Linked DNA regions of Homo sapiens: region 2 is linked to region 1. Evidence: read pairs that join two places in POLR2A ChIA-PET (ENCODE). Cell type or tissue: A673. All regions are shown on one strand. Each heading gives the region's core, and the rest is flanking DNA. Links, peaks and the distances in the headings are about the cores only.

The links. ChIA-PET counts read pairs that join two places held together with the same protein. Peaks named below come from ENCODE experiments on the same cell type or tissue, not always from the same donor. Only the 100,000 strongest peaks of a DNase experiment are listed, where the experiment ranks them.
Region 2: POLR2A ChIA-PET joins it to region 1 with 8 read pairs; 2 of 35 experiments call an interaction of 5 or more read pairs at or near these places.

The regions. Positions count from the first base shown.
Region 1 is chr4:108,048,578-108,056,463 of GRCh38, reverse strand. It overlaps LEF1 (lymphoid enhancer binding factor 1), which reads left to right. Exons shown (of 12, transcript NM_016269.5): 12 at 7,713-7,886. Among named protein-coding and RNA genes, the nearest start is that of HADH, 63 kb to the right of the region's middle. In A673, for the core only: no CTCF peak of the experiment used is centred there; no DNase peak of the experiment used is centred there.
Region 2 is chr4:108,589,055-108,596,940 of GRCh38, reverse strand. All of the region lies in intron 1 of RPL34-DT (RPL34 divergent transcript), which reads left to right. Among named protein-coding and RNA genes, the nearest start is that of RPL34-DT, 27 kb to the left of the region's middle. In A673, for the core only: no CTCF peak of the experiment used is centred there; a DNase peak (open chromatin) is centred at 4,620.

The DNA of each region.
Region 1 (7,886 bases), core at 1,606-5,605:
GGAGCCTTTTGATGGCAAGTGCCGGAAACAAATGGTGCTCACTTAAGGAGAAAGGGGAAATGTGTTTTAAGGATATAGGAGCATCTTGTGGAATCCAAGGACAGTAGAGCAGTTGGGCCAAAAAGAAAACTGGAAATTGGAAAGCTGTCCAGACACTTTCCCTGCTGCTTCCATCTGTCCCTCCCTGAAAATCACTTCCTCCTTCCCTTCCCAGATTGACTCTCTCAGTTCTCTGAGCCTTATGTTTAGAGCACTCAAGCTATATGTTGTTACAATATCATCTCCCAAAGAGACAATAATTCTTTCAAATTCTGTAGAAGCGACTCTGGTTAGCCCAACTTGGGTCAAACTTCCACCCCAATCTATAATCAGCTGTGGCCAGAGGAGAAGGTCACATTGTACAAAATGGCTGTCAGGAGCTCACTGCTCTAACAGTGTTGGAGTTGGGATAATGGAGAGGAGAGCTGGACAGCAGCCCGACAGATGTCCGCTATAGCTCACTAGGAAGCTGATAGTTGGGGTGGTTTTATCTAGACAGCTCTGTGTTAATAAAGAAATTGGGTTGGGTTCATGGGTACAGTGAAAGCTTTTAAGAATGGGCAGTATCCCTTCCATCAATTATCTTTTCTCTCCTTAATGATCAGAAGAGCTAGAATTGTGTTTAAGTTGCCTTGGGGAGCAGAAATAGAGAAATAGACCCTCAGGTAGCAAGACTGATCTGATGCCATTAAAAAATAATAGCAGAGGGAGAGGAGTATATGAGGTTCATTAAAACCCTCTTGAAATGCTTCATGTTTAGTATTGTTCATGAAAACTTACCAAATGGAATTAAGATCAATGCACTAGAATATAGAATAAAAAAGAAGTATTTTGGATAAATTTTGTTTAATAGAACTGTTTGTTACTGAGTTGTGAGGAACTGTGTGGAAATGAGCCCTTCTGGATAATGGAGTTTTTCAGAGAAGCTATATGGTTTACATCTTTAAGTGTCAAAACATGTAATTTTTCAAAGCACTTTTGGATGCAACTCTGTCTTCTTCAGCAGAGTACATTGAAATTGATTTGAATACGAATACCTCATGCCATTATTTTACAGTGAATATTATATATGCCACAAGGAGTATGGTGATTTGTATAATACTATTCTAAATGACCCCAAATAACATGGAATTTTAAGAAACTGCTTTTTAATAATTCTTTTGTGGCTTCCTTTGCTGTTTGGGACTATACCCTGTACCCACAATAATATGTTTCTTCTGATCTGTGTGGATTTAGGAACCAGGAAAATGAAGCTTAATTGAATAATATGTAAATTAAAAGTAAATGGGGTCTGATTTGGGGTATAGAGAAAGGCTAAAATGTGCTATTTTAAGAAAGGCTAAAATGTGCTATTTTTGCACATAAATTTCATGACATTACTGTGATACCTTGAGATAGTTTTAACGTGTTTTTCCTCAGCAGTGTTCTTCATAAATGAAGCTACCATGTTACTGAGAGCCAGATGAGTGGGAAATCCTGCTGCTCATAGCTGTCTGTGACCTTTAGCAAAGTAACTTTATTCTTTTTGACAGAATGAAAGAAAAATTAAAAGCATTAAAAATTAAACTCACTTTTTGGCATAAGGTTTACATCAATCTCTACACTAAATTTTTCTAACTGCCTATATATCGTTTTTGTGAATCTAACTTTTTTTTTGTATTGGGATTAGTTTTTCTCAGCTAGCATCATGCTTTTAGAAGCATTCTGTTTCATAAGAGATATTTTAATTAATTGGCAGAATACCCTGTTGGTCTTAATTTTCTACCAGAAGTTCTGTAATAGTATGAATCTTGCTTGCTGCCCCGAATGTGTCGTGTGAAGTTGGAACAGCAGAAATGGTCCCAACCTGTATGGACCACCTGCCACATTCCAGAGGCTTTAACAGATGCTTCTGCATGTGTTGCCTCCTCTCGTTCTGTAGCAGCCCCATTGTGGGGTGGAGGGGACAGATTTCAGTTCTGTCTGAAGGATGAGAAAATAATCACTTGTCCAGGGCCATGCAGCTGGCGAGTAGCAGCGCTGCGTCTGCAGAGTGAATTACCATCAGCTCTGAGCCCCAGTTCTCCATCCTCTGCTGTTACTGCACTCACTACGCTGCTTCAGGGCGTCTGCCCTGCACTCGCCCGGCTCTGCACATACGTCTCCCACATCCCGCAGCGCACCTGATGAGGTAGAGCAGCTTCTTATCTTCACTTTACAGATGAGGAAACAGGTTTGGTACGTTCAGAGTGCATGCCCGAGATTTCCAGGTGGTAACCGATGGACCCAGGATCCAAACCCAACCCAGGACTGTCAGTCCTTAGAGCCCACACTCTAACCCATACAAGTTATCACCTCCCTGTGCTTAACCAGATGCACAGGTGCACACACAAATGCTGGCATAACTGTGGAAGGGCTTGGTTTGGGTAAACAAAACAAAAAAAGACCAAAGTGTGCCCTGATCCTGTCACCTCATTTGTAGAAGGTGAACTTAACATCTTTAGTGTGAGAGAACGTCTGTTGAGAGAAATGTGGATTGGATAGCGTTTGGAGGTGAGTAGATGAGGGAGGTCTACCTAGCTAGTTATTACCCTCTGGAAGCACTTCAGCTGACAGAACTACAATGGGCTTTTGAGGCTCTCTCCTTCAAAACTTGCTCAAGACCATTTCTCCCATGTTTCCCGTGGTAGGAAGGATCTAGCGGTCATGACCTGCACCAGGAGGTCTGGCCTACCAATAGGACACATGTCCTCACAGAGGAGACAAACACAGAGGGCTAGGCTGATCAGGAAGAGAAACCAGTAGCTACAGAAAAATTCCCCTGGAGTAATTCATTAACGGTCACAGGCTTGTCTCAAAGTCATCTTGACATTGCCAAAGTCTGGTTGAGCTGATGGTAATTCACTCTGAATAGCCACAGGAGAGGAAGCCTTGCCTTGGTAGAACATGAATCCAGGAGTGGCAATGACCCCTTTCCTCCCACCTCCAGCTTCTGGGAATCTTTTTGCTTTAGAGCTTTGTGGTTAGGGGATTAACTAACTAGTCTTGAATGCTGGGACTAAGGAGTCATTCAGCTGCAGAAATAAAACTCAGTGTTAACCTTCCTAACCACACATTTTCATTTTTCTTTTTTCTCAAATGTTGGGTAATGTTTACTGTCAAGGAGCTGAAGCTGGCTTTTGTAGGTTATATTTCCAGTCTTAGGGACTTAAATTTCAAAGTTAACTTATGCGTTTGTTTCTCTTTATCATCTTTCTTCAAACAGAGCGTGATATCCTGGGGGTGGCTGCACTGTTACAGATGTAGACTGCCTCCACCAGGATACAGGGGTTGTTGCCTGGGGATGGACAGACAGAATGATGGAAGGTAGGAAGGAGAGAAGAAAGTGAATGATAATTTAGTTCCAAGGTATGGTGGAGAGAACACATGTTGAGAGTTCAGAGGCTCATCCTGCTGCCTATTAGTTGGGTGACCTTTGGCAAGTTACTGAACTTCAGGTAGCCTCAGTGTCCTTATCTGTAAGTGGGTGGGAAGATGCAAACTGTAATGATGATAATGTGAAATTCTAAAGTCCATGTCTCAGTGCCTGGCAAATCAGTGCGTAGTGGACAGTGTTTTTGTTCCTTCCCCCTCACCAGCTTCTTGCAGACAAGACCACCTTCAAGTCAACAAGACTGTCACTTTTATGATGCCAGGAGGCCTGGGGAACAGCCCAGCACTGGGACTCTCTAGGGGTCACCATGGGCCAGTCATTTTATGACCATATTCCTAAGTCTCTGCTAAAAAAACAGGATTAGACTAGCTCTGTCACGCTTGCTTCCTGCTGTAGAAGTCTGTACCTCTCTTCCTTCATACACACATGACATTGTGCAGCAGAAGAGTTCACACCCTCAAATCACAGGCTTTTGTCAGTTTTTCCCAAGGTGTAAAAATGGAGACAATTGGCATGAGGTGTGTGGTGTGATGCTGGAATTCCATTTTTGCAATTAAAATCTGTGAATCTGTTTACCTCTCATAAAACCAATCTCTAATATTCTCCCCTCAAATTGCACATCGTTTAAGGCTCCTGCCTCTTGTTAGTAGCATTTGAGAGTGGCGTAAAAGGAAGAGGACGACGAAGAAAGGGTCTTTTATTCCAACTCACTTTTTTTGTATCCTCACCAATTCTGAATAAGGAAGTGATATTACATGATGGGGCAGGGGTGCATTTTGTTCCTGGACACCAGCTTTGCTGCCCTTGCCTTGGCCTGGACAGCTTAAACTGACTGGCCAGTGAGCCCTGAGTGGCACCCTGACAGGGCTGGCCCTTGCCTGCTCCTGACCCTCCACTCCACCACCTCAGAGCTCACCCATAGACTTGTCTCCTTGGCCCTTTCTTCCAGAGGACAGCCTGGGGAGGAACCCCCAGGACATGAGCTGGCCAAGCGCTCTGCTTTTGGTAGGATTTTACATTTATTTGGGCTTAGAGAGAAGGAGTTTCCCCCTTTCCCTTTCTTCACTCCTGAGTCAGGGTCTGTAAAGCCCTATTGGCCCAGGGTCGGTGCTGTTGACCTCCCAGAAACAGGCCCACTCTTGAAATCTTTAGATTCACCTTTATTGCTTGGGCTTTTAGTAAGGAACTCTACCCATTTGGGTTCATGGTTCCATTTGGTTGATGGGATATTTTGTCAAGATTGGAATTTGGTCCAGGAGAGCATCAGGGGGGTTCGGTTATATGGGGTGGGGTGGGGTCTTGTGCCGCCTTTGCATCCCCAGTACAAATGCGTGGTGACTCCTGGTGGAGGGAGCCCAAGTCTGAACATATGTAAGATGGGCCTTGCCTCACTCCCTTTGAAGCCCAGCCGCAGCCGGAGAGCAGTAATTGCTGGCTTTGATTGCGCAGACTTCACTGGTGGGTTGGGCTGTGCCGGGGCTCGCCTGGCCTGGCCCAGCTTCAGCCGCAGCCCCCCAGTGAAGCCTTAGATGTGGGAAAGCTCCAGCCCCTGGAGCCTCATGCCTGTGGTTTCTTGAAAATAATCTGGACTGGACCTGTTTTATATCTGTAAAGCAACACTACAAGGCCCCCGTTTCTCCCACTTGGAAGTAAGACTTGGTCTCCCCTGACATCCCTGTATTTTAAAAGAGCCACCAGGGACAAACTGCCTCATTTCATAGTGAAGGAATTTCTTTGCTCTTTTTTTTTTTTAAGCACTAGTCCCTGAAAGGGATTAGTTGCTTTTTGGTAAGCAACTGTACAGAGGTTCTCTGAAGCCAACTTTCCAGGAGAATTTGCAAGGTGACCCCATGGAATAAGGAAATAACAGGTGGGAAAATGTGAGACTGTGGAAAGAAATGACTTTATTAGGAGATATAGACTCTTTCTTGGCAAGTGACATACTATCCTTTAGGTAAATGGCTATCTCTGGGCACCCATGTTTGTGTTAATCACTATATTATCACTTGTACTCAGCTTAAGAGAGGAGGAGAAGGCACCCTTAGGTAAGGCAGTGAAGGGACAAGAAGACTGGTGGAGCCGGAAGTGCAGGGTGCTCTAGATTGGAGGTGTTAGCCCTGCTTGAGAATGGGGCCACAGCAGGGCCATGGAAGTTGTCTGTACCTCAGTACTTCACAGTTCGCTGTGCCAGGCAGTGGTGGGATGGCCCAACAGAAGGGCAGGTTGTCTCCCTCAGGCGTTCCTGGCTGCCAATGGCGAGTCTATTCTGAGTCCCAGTGCTTGTCTCAGGCGCTAGCCTAGGACTGCAAGGCCAGGCCTCACCAGGAAACTAAATGTTTTCATGTCAGACTGAGAGGAAAACCTTCCCAGGAAGAGCAACCTGGACCAAGCCTTTGAAAATCTGTGATGCAAAATTATAATGTAAATAGGAATCTGTGGGGTGCCCTCTCTCCCACCCCAGGCTCTGCTAGAGCCCTGTTTCTTTCTCCGTAGAAAGGCAGGGTCCTTCGTAGCTCTTTGATCCTCCTGCGTGCAAGATCCATACCTCTGTGGGCCTGGCACAGCGAACTGTGAAGTACTGAGGTACAGACAACTTCCATGGCCCTGCTGTGGCCCCATTCTCAAGCAGGGCTAACACCTCCAATCTAGAGCACCCTGCACTTCCGGCTCCACCAGTCTTCTTGTCCCTTCACTGCCTTACCTAAGGGTGCCTTCTCCTCCTCTCTTAAGCTGAGTACAAGTGATAATATAGTGATTAACACAATGCTGTAGTGTTTTCCTGTTAAACAGGGAATGGTTGATTTTCCAGGAGAATAGAAAATGAAATTGTCATTGGAGGACCTCCTCAGTTGAAATCATTCTGTGGCTGATTTCCTCCTATTTTGTTTTTTGTTGGTTGGTTGGTTTTTGCTTTTTCAGTAGCTACCCAGGTATACAAATAGCTTCTTTGCAGTTCTGATCATCTTTAGGGGCCGCATTGGGCATAATTGGAATAATAATACTAGCTAACCTGCTTGCAGGGCTTGCTCTGTGCTGTGCACTTTGTGAGCACTTTAAATATAGGAGCCAAACCTCTCTTTCCAAAAGCCTGAAGGGCAGGTGTCCTCGCAGTTCCCATTCCATAGATCACCATCCTTCCATGGAAAGTACTCTGTGGACTGTAACTTGCCATCTAGACTTTTGTATTCATTATTAAACTATGTCAAAGTTTCCTTTTATTTCTCTTTTACTTTCTTTTTCCATTGAAATGAAAGTGTACGATAATCCACCATTATTTAGAATGAGTTTCTAAAAGGAAACTTGTGCTTGTAACACGGATAGCACAATCACAAGCACAAAGTGTTGGGATTCATCTGAGGCTGTCAAGGGACCCAGGTTGAGAAGGTGCTTCCAGCATCGCTGCCACCAAAGGAAAGCAGCCTCCCCAAGTTCAAAGCAGCGGAAGCAGGTGCTCTCTGGAGTGAAGGAACGGAACTTTGCCATGCTTTTACTTTCCTTTTGTCTTTGTCTCATCTTGTTACAATGTTACATTTTACTTTTAATCACTTTTTAAAAAATCTCAGATCATTAAAGCTTTGAGGATGTGGGAGTTCTCTTATTTGAAAATCATTATCACCAATATCTGGCAACATTATTTTAACATATTTGCTGAGTGTCCTTTCCGAGGCTATCATTAGAGATCCTTGATGTTAGGAAGGAAAAAAAAATCTTGAAAATTGTAAGATCTTAAGGAAAAAGGGAGCGGTTTGTATCCTCTGGGCTGTGAGTGTGAGCGGACAGAGCACATAGCGTCACGGGAGTTGGCAGTGCGTTGGGTAATGTGATTATGTCTGTCCTATGTAGAATCATACAGTGGCTTCCCACAGTGGACCAAAAACACCAAACACTGCAGAATGACACATCTTTCCCTGATCTGGCTGTTGCCCGCCTTCCCTATTCATGTTTGCCTGTTTCCTACTGGTGTTTTTCAAACTTTTTTTTTGTTCTGTTTACCATGACCCAGAGTATTCACTACACTTCACATCATAACTCTGGGCATACGTATACATGGAACCAAAGTAAAAATGTCACTATATTAACTCTGTAGTGTACTCTCAGGATTTTTGACTGATAGGGCAATTCATTTTAGCCATCCCCAAATTAACAAAATGGATTAATTAAATGCAGAGGTTGTAAGACATATATGGTATGGAATAGAGGTTATAATCTTAAGGCCTACGGCAAATTCATATTAATAGCATTTCATTTGTTCCTTCTTGAGGTGGAAAACGAAGCTCATTCCCAACGTGCAAAGCCAAGGCAGCGACCCCAGGACCTCTTCTGGAGATGGAAGCTTGTTGAAAACCCAGACTGTCTCCACGGCCTGCCCAGTCGACCCCAAAGGAACACTGACATCAATTTTACCCTGAGGTCACTGCTAGAGACGCTGATCCAT
Region 2 (7,886 bases), core at 2,184-6,183, 540 kb before region 1:
GATGGTTTGGCTGAATCTAGAATTGCAGTAGGAATGCTTTAACTCAAGAATTTTTGTTGTTTTTGTAAAGACAGTGTATAATTGCCAAACAGATTATTCCTGTCCACTGCACAGACAAAATCAATTCACTGAGATCACAGCATTGCAGTATAATTTAATTGACATGAGGCTGGCCCATGCAGGAGAAATAGAGTGATCATTCAAATCAGCTACCCTGAAGGCTTGAAGGCTATGGTTTTTATGGTCAATTTGGTGGGTAGGGGTCTAGGGAATGGGTGCTGCTGATTTGTTGGGGATGAAATCACAGGAGTGTGGAGAATGGTCCTTGTGTGCTGAGTCAGCTTCTGGGTGAGAATATCAGGATTAGTTGAGTCCTGAGTCATGAGCGTGGGTGGGATCAGTCTGAAAACTATTGCAAAAAATAATATAATAATTTTAGGTTTTACAATAGTGATGTTATCTGGAAGAGCAATTGGAGAAGTCACAAATCTTGTGACCTCTGGGCACATGATCCCTGAGCAGTAAGGGATTATGGAAACTACTCCTATATTTTAGTAGAGTTCAGGTCCCTCCCATAAGCCTAATCTTGTGGTTTTACAAAGGCGGTTTTCAGTCCCTGAGCAAGGAAAGGCTTAGTTTTTATTTATCTATTTAGAGACGGAGTTTCGCTCTTGTTGCCCAGGCTAGAGTGCAATGGCGACATCTCGGCTCACTGCAACCTCTGCCTCCTTGTTCAAGCAATTCTCTTGCCTCAGCCTCACGAGTAGCTAGGATTACAGGCATCCACCGTTACCCCTGGCTATTTTTTTGTATTTTTAGTAGAGATGGGGTTTCACCATGTTGGTCAGGCTAGTCTCGAACTCTTCACCTCAGGTGATCCACCCACCTCGACTTCCCCAAATGTTGGGATTACAGGCATGAGCCACCACACCCGGCTGGAAGGGCTTAGTTTTAGGGAGGGACTATTATCATCCTTGTTTTAAAGTTAAAATACAAACTAAATTTCTCCCAAAGTTAGCTTGGACTACACCCGGGAATGACCAAGGACAGTTTGAAGGTTAGAAGCAAAATGGAGTCAACTGAGGTGGATTTCTATTACTGTTATAATTTAGCAAAGACATTTTCAGGGTCTTGCTCTATTGCCCAGGCTGAAATACAATGGCATGATGATAGCTCACTGCACCCTTAAACTCTTGGGCTCAAGTGATCTTCCCATATTTGTGTTTCAAAGTGCTGGGATTACAGGTGTGAGCCACTGTGCCTGGACTCTGAAAAATTTTGAAGGTCGGCTGGGCATGGTGGCTGACACCTGTAATCCCAGCATTTTGGGAGGCCAAGGCTGGTGGATCACGAGGTCAGGAGATCAAGACCATCCTGGCCAACATGGTGAAACCCTGTCTCTACTAAAAATACAAAAATTAGCTGGGCGTGGAGATGGGCATCTGTAATCCCAGCTACTCGAGAGGCTGAGGCAGGAGAAACGCTTGAACCTGGGAGGTGGAGATTGCATTGAGCCAAGATCACGCCATTGCACTCCAGCCTGGGCAACAGAGTGAGACTCCATCTCAAAAAAAAAAATTTTTTTTGAAGGTCTTTCTCTTGTCTTATTGTAGCTGAGAAGTGTGAAGGCATTCTGATTCCTAGTCCTTTCTAAGTAGTCTATTTTTCTCTCTGCAAGTTTATAGGATCTCTGTCCCCAGTGTTCTGAAACTTCACAGTGATGTTGCTCAATGTAGCTCTACTAGAATCTATTTTGCAGGAGCACTTGGTGGGCCCTTTTCATCTAGCAATTCATGTCTTCAGTTGTGAAAAATTTTTGTTAAATTATTTTACTAATGATTTTTCTGCTTCATTTTCTCCTTGCTCTCTTCCTGGAACCCTTATTACTCATATGTGAGACCTTCAGGTGTGCTCCCTTTATTTTTCTTATATCTTCTCTTCTATTTTCCGTCTGTCTTTTTGCTGTTTTCTTAACACTTTCTTGAACTTTATCTTCAACTCTTCTGTTGAATTTTTCATTTCAGCTATTAGCTGCTCTTTTAATTCTCTGAATTTTCTTTTGACATAGCATCATTTTCTATTTTCACAAAGGAAATATTTTCTCTCAGAATTTTTTTTTTTTTTTTTAGACAGAGTCTCGCTCCATCACCCAGGCTGGAGTGCAGTGTCAAGATCTCGGCTCACTGCAACCTCTGCCACCTGGATTCAAGCGATTCTCCTGCCTCAGCCTCCCGAGTAGCTGGGACTACAGGCATATGCCACCACGACCCGGTAATTTTTTCTATTTTTAGTAGAGATGGGGTTTCACTATGTTGGCCAGGCTGATCTTGAGCTCCGGACCTCAGGTGATCTGTGATTGGACTCCAGTGAAGACTCCAAGATGGCGATCGCCACCTCGGATACCCTGATTCAGCATTTCCGGGTTCACCTTTCCTGTTCCCGCCACCCTGACTAACGCGCATGCCCACTAGGGCGTGTCACACTCAGAAGCGCGAAACTCAACCGACCCCGCCCCTACCCCGCCCACTCTTCACCCAGCATCCATAAAAGCGCGCTGCACCTTTGGCACAGTGCGACTTCCCTGGCCCTCCCCCTGCGGACCAGTGAACCTCGCCTGAGAGCTCAAGAAAGAAGATTTTTGCCCTCTTAGTCTCGCCTCTCCGCCTTATTGTTCCACGGTGCCCTTCCATTGCCTTTCAATCTGCCCACCTTGGCCTCCCAAAGCGCTAGAATTACAGGCGGGAGCCACTGCACCCAGTCTCTCTGAGGTTATTAAGAATAGCTTTGTTTGGGCTGGGTGCAGTGGCTCACACCTGTAATCCCAGCACTTTGGGAGGCTGAGGCAGGTGGATCACCTGAAGTCAGGAGTTCAAGATCAGCCTGGCCAACATGGTGAAACCCTGTCTCTACCAAAAATACAAAATTAGCTGGGTATGGTGGCGCATGCCTGTAATCCCAGCTACTTGGGAGGTTAAGGCAGGAAAATTGCTTGAACCCGGGAGGCGGAAGTTGTGGTGAGCCGAGATTGTGCCATTGCACTCCAGCCTGGGCAACAAGAGTGAAACTCCGTCTCGAAAAAAAAAAAGAATAGCTTTGTTTGGCCAGGCACGGTGGCCCACTTTGGGAGCCGAGGTGCGTGGATTGCTTGAGCTCAGGAGTTCGACAGCAGCCTCGGCAACATGATGAGACCCTGTCTCCTCTAAAAATACAAAAGTTGGAGGTCGGGGGAAAGGGGACAGAGAGCATTAAGACAAATACCTAATGCATGCAGGGCTTAAAACCTAGATTACAGGTTGATAGGTGCAGGAAACCACCATGGCACATGTATACCTATGTAACAAGCCTGCACATTCAGCACATGTATCCCAGAACTTAAAGTAAAATTAAAAAAAAAAAAAAATACAAAAATTAGCTGGTGGCCGGGCACAGTGGCTCACGCCTGTAATCCCAGCACTTTGGGAGGCCGAGGTGGGCAGATCACTTGACGTCAGGAGTTCAAGACCAACTTGGCCAACATGGTGAAACCCCGTCTCTACTAAAAAAATATAAAAATTAGCTGGATGTGGTTGCATGCGCCTGTAATCCCACTTACTTGAGAGGGTGAGGCAGGAGAATTGCTTGAGCCTGGGAGGCGGAGGTTGCAGTGAGCTGCGGTCACGCCACTACACTCCAGCCTGGGCGGCAGAGCTAGACTCTACCTCAAATAAATAAATATATAAATTAATTAAATTAAATAAAAAAAAATTAGCTGGTCATATTGGTGCATGCCTGTGGTCCTGGCTAATCAGGAGGATTAGTTGGGAGAATTGCTTGAGCCCAGGAGATCGAAGCTACAGTGAGCCAAGATAGAGCCACTAAACTCCAGCCTGGGCAACAGAATGAGACCCTGTCTCAAAAAAAAAAAAAAAAAAAAAAAGAATAGCTTTGTTGGAGTTTCCCCCCGCCCCACCCCCCACCGTATAGTCTCTATTTCCTTCAAGTTGCTTTCTTTTGTTTATTGGTTTGGTCTTTATCTTCCATATCTTGTCATCCTTCCTTTATAATTAAGAACAAGGGATTTAAATCATAATTGGTTGCTCTGGGTGCTTCTGTGGAGCTTGTTTACTTTGGATGTCACTGTCAAGTGGTCTGGATAGGCTCTTTGTACTTCCAATGTCAATATTTAAAAAATCTTTCCTCCTGGCAGGGCATGGTGGCTCATGCGTGTAATCCCAGCACTTTGGGAGGCCCAGGTGGGCAGATCACTTGAGGCCAGGAGTTCAAGACCAGCCTGGCCAACATGATGAAACCCCATCTCTACTAAAAATACAAAAATTAGCTGGGTGTCGTGGTACATGCCTGTAATCCCAGCTATTTGGGAGGCTGAGGCAGAGAATTGCTTGAACCTGGGAGCCAGAGGCTTCAGTGAGCGGAGATCGCGCCACTGCACTCCAGCCTGGGCAACAGAGCAAGACTCCATCTCAAAAAAAAAAAAAAAAAAAACCCAAAAAACAAAAAACTTTCCTCCTATGTTGAGATTTTTAGCAGAAAACATTCTTCCGATCTCCTTACTAAAGGGAAATGACCAGGCTTCTGGCATTCTGGAAGCCAAGTGGAGGAAGTGATGAAAGGTTTTAGCATTCCATATGCATTCAGTCATGCAATCTGTCTGTGTTTGGTATGATGATAGATCTTTAATTGTATCTCGTGTCCTGCATTTCAAAGGCCTTCTGCTGCGCTTACTCCTCAGAATAAATCAGGTGAGGAAAGGGCAATGTGAGTTAAGGTATAGAGATTTAACCCAATGGAACAGCTTTCATTCAATCCTCATTTTACCCTCTTCATTATTTTGGCCTCCCCTCTACACCAGTGGTAGGGGTATATGGCACTGCCAGTTGTCAGTCTGCTTTTCAGATTCCAAAATTTTCCTGCCCTTGTATTCTCTTGTGCTTGCTTGCTTGCTTTTCTCTTCCTTCCTTCCTTCCTTCCTTCCTTCCTTCCTTCCTTTCTTTTTCTTTCTTTCTTTCTTTCTTTCTTTCTTTCTTTCTTTCTTTCTTTCTTTCTTTTTCTTTCTTTCTCTTTCTTTCTTTCCTTCTCTCTCTCTCTTTCTTTCTTTCTCTTTCTTTCTTTCTTTCTTTCTTTCTTTCTTTCCTTCTCTCTCTTTTCTTTCTTTCTTTCCTTCTCTCTCTCTCTTTTTCTTTCTTTCTTTCTTCCTTCCTTCCTTCTTTCCTCCCTCCCTCTCTCTCTTTCTTTCTTTCTCTCTCTTTCTCTCTTTCTTTCTTTCTTCTTCTTTTTTTTTTTTTCCAGAGTCTCACTCTGTCACCTAGGCTGGAGTGCAGTGGTGTGATCTTAACTCACTGCAACCTCCGCCTTCCAGGTTCAAGTGATTCTCCTGCCTCAGCCTCCCAAGCAGCTGGGATTACAGGCGCCCACCACCATGCCTGGCTAATTTATGTATTTTTAGTAGAAACGGGGTTTCACCATGTTGGCCAGCACCTGATCTCAAGTGATCTGCCCTCCTCAGCCTCCCGAAGTGCTGGGATTAGAGGCGTGAGCCACCGTGCCCGGCCTTTTTTTTTTTTTTTCCAGTTTTTTCTTTGTTTTTTAGTTTCTCCTTTTTTTTGTTTTTGTGTTTTTTTCATGTGAGTTGTACCTTTTCAAGAAAATCACTTTACTCAAGTTTTATGGAATTTTGTAGAGCAGCAAAATTAGATGTGTGGTTTAGTCTACCATCTTAACCCAGAAAACCATTTAGATCTACTTTTGCTCCTTTTTTAAAAATGAATGAAGTAGAAGTTTCAGGATACTGAGATAAAGACCAAAGCGTTCTTCTGTCTCCTTTATTTTCTCTCCATGACAATGTGAAACCATATTTAGATCAAACAAGTGTTCATTTAAGCCCTGTGCTTTTGAGAAAAATAGTTTTGAAAGTTTGAGCAATCTGAGCAAACTTGGCCCTTGGAGCTGACCCAAAGGAGTTTTCTACAAACCATGACCAAACTTTGTGGACACAGAGGCTGGTTGCTTAAAGAACAGACCTCTCCTAGGTCAGAAATGATAGGTTCCACTGAGAGCAAATTCAAACAACACTGTTTCATTTGAAGGAATTTCAATATCTAGGTTTTTCTCTAATAAATACATTAAACAACAAGCTTAATTTTTCTTGTGTTACTTATTACACAATTACAGATGTTACTTACTGAAATATGGATAAATTGTCTTTTAGGAAATGTTGACTGAGGACTAAGTATGAAGTACAATAAATAGAAAGTCAGAAAATACTAATCCCATTCATTTCCTATTTAAAAATGAGAAAAATGAATTATTAATTGTATTGTAAGAGTTATGGATACTTCAGGACTATAAACTGGGAATTTTGCCAAGTGTTGCTCAGACCAACCTTGATTAACATTCATTCACCATTCATTCATTTATTCATTCATTCACTCAAACATGTTTCTTGATCCCCCATATATGCAAGGCTCTGAACTAGTTACTGGACCTCTACCCGTGAACAAGGCAGACCCTGCCTTCTTGGAACTTGTGCTCTGGCAGAACGGACAAGCATGAAACAAGTAATTGCAACATGATTTACTGTGGTAAGAATATAAGAGAGGAGTGCTTGCCTTAATCTCAGGTGTAATGTTTGAGTTGAGATCTGAGAGAGGAGTAGATGTTAATTAGGCAAAGAGCAGGCATAGAATAGGGGGCCTGGAAATCTACCAGATCTAAGTCACAGAACAGTCAGTGTAAATACCCAGAGACATTCCTTGAGACACAGAGGGGCACAGACACAGCAAGAGAACTGGGCAGGAGGCAAAGTCCACATCATGATTAGCTGTAATGCTTCCTCAGGAAGACAAGAACTCCTCACAGCAGAAACACAGGGCAGAGAAATTTTTCTGCCCAACAGTTTGAACGGTCACCCTGCTTCAACATGACAAAACAAGCCAACGAAAATATTTTACTCAGGACAAGTTTTCAAAAAGCATAAATGCATTTTTTAATGGTTTAGACTTTTATTTGAATACAAAATGAAGTCTCTTACTGGTGAATAAGAACAGCATCTATTAAGAGTACCCAAATACCATCTATTATGTTATTTGCTAATGTATTTATACCACTCCCGCAAGCTGGTGTTTCTGTTTTGTTTTGTTTTAATCACAATTCAGTGTTAAAAAGATAAAGCTTTTTAAACATTCACTGTTGCTCAAAAGCTGAGTGCATGTGCTGTCTCAGATCATGAGGTTAGTGGTGCTTATTTCAATATTAAATAAAAGGATTCATTTTCATTGAAGCAAGCAGGGAATTAAGCTTACAACTTCAATTACCAATAATTAATTCTCCACACTGCAAGCCATGCAGTTTGCGTTTAAACTCCCAATGCCCCAAGGATAACAAAAATCTATTTTGATCACTTTTTATTTTCATCATTTAAAGAGTACATCTTATTTTAATTAGGCACATACATTTCCAGATTATAAGAGAGAACAAATATCCCTTCTAAAAAAAAAAACAGGGAATTGTGGGGAGTGGGGGACAGAGGACTTTTAAGCATGACAAAGAAATTTCTGAGATATTTTCTTTCTCTTGCTTTTATTGAAAGAGCACCTAATATTGTCGAGAATTAGCTACCTCATATCCATGAAGCTATTATTTACAGGCAGATGAATAATTTCTCTAAATTCATTTTTCCTTATGCATTAAGCTATTCTTTGCTGGCTTTTCATTATTTAAGAGAAAGAAAGCAATTGAGCACATGATTTTAAATGAGGCAAAATTAAGTCCTGCTCCAAAGCCAACCCCACCAACTCTGGAAGCAGGCATAAGGATGAGAAGGACTCTTCAGAGAGGGAGGCTTGACCTAGTGGTGGGTAAGGGAGACTGAGCTCATCAGGATCTTCCTT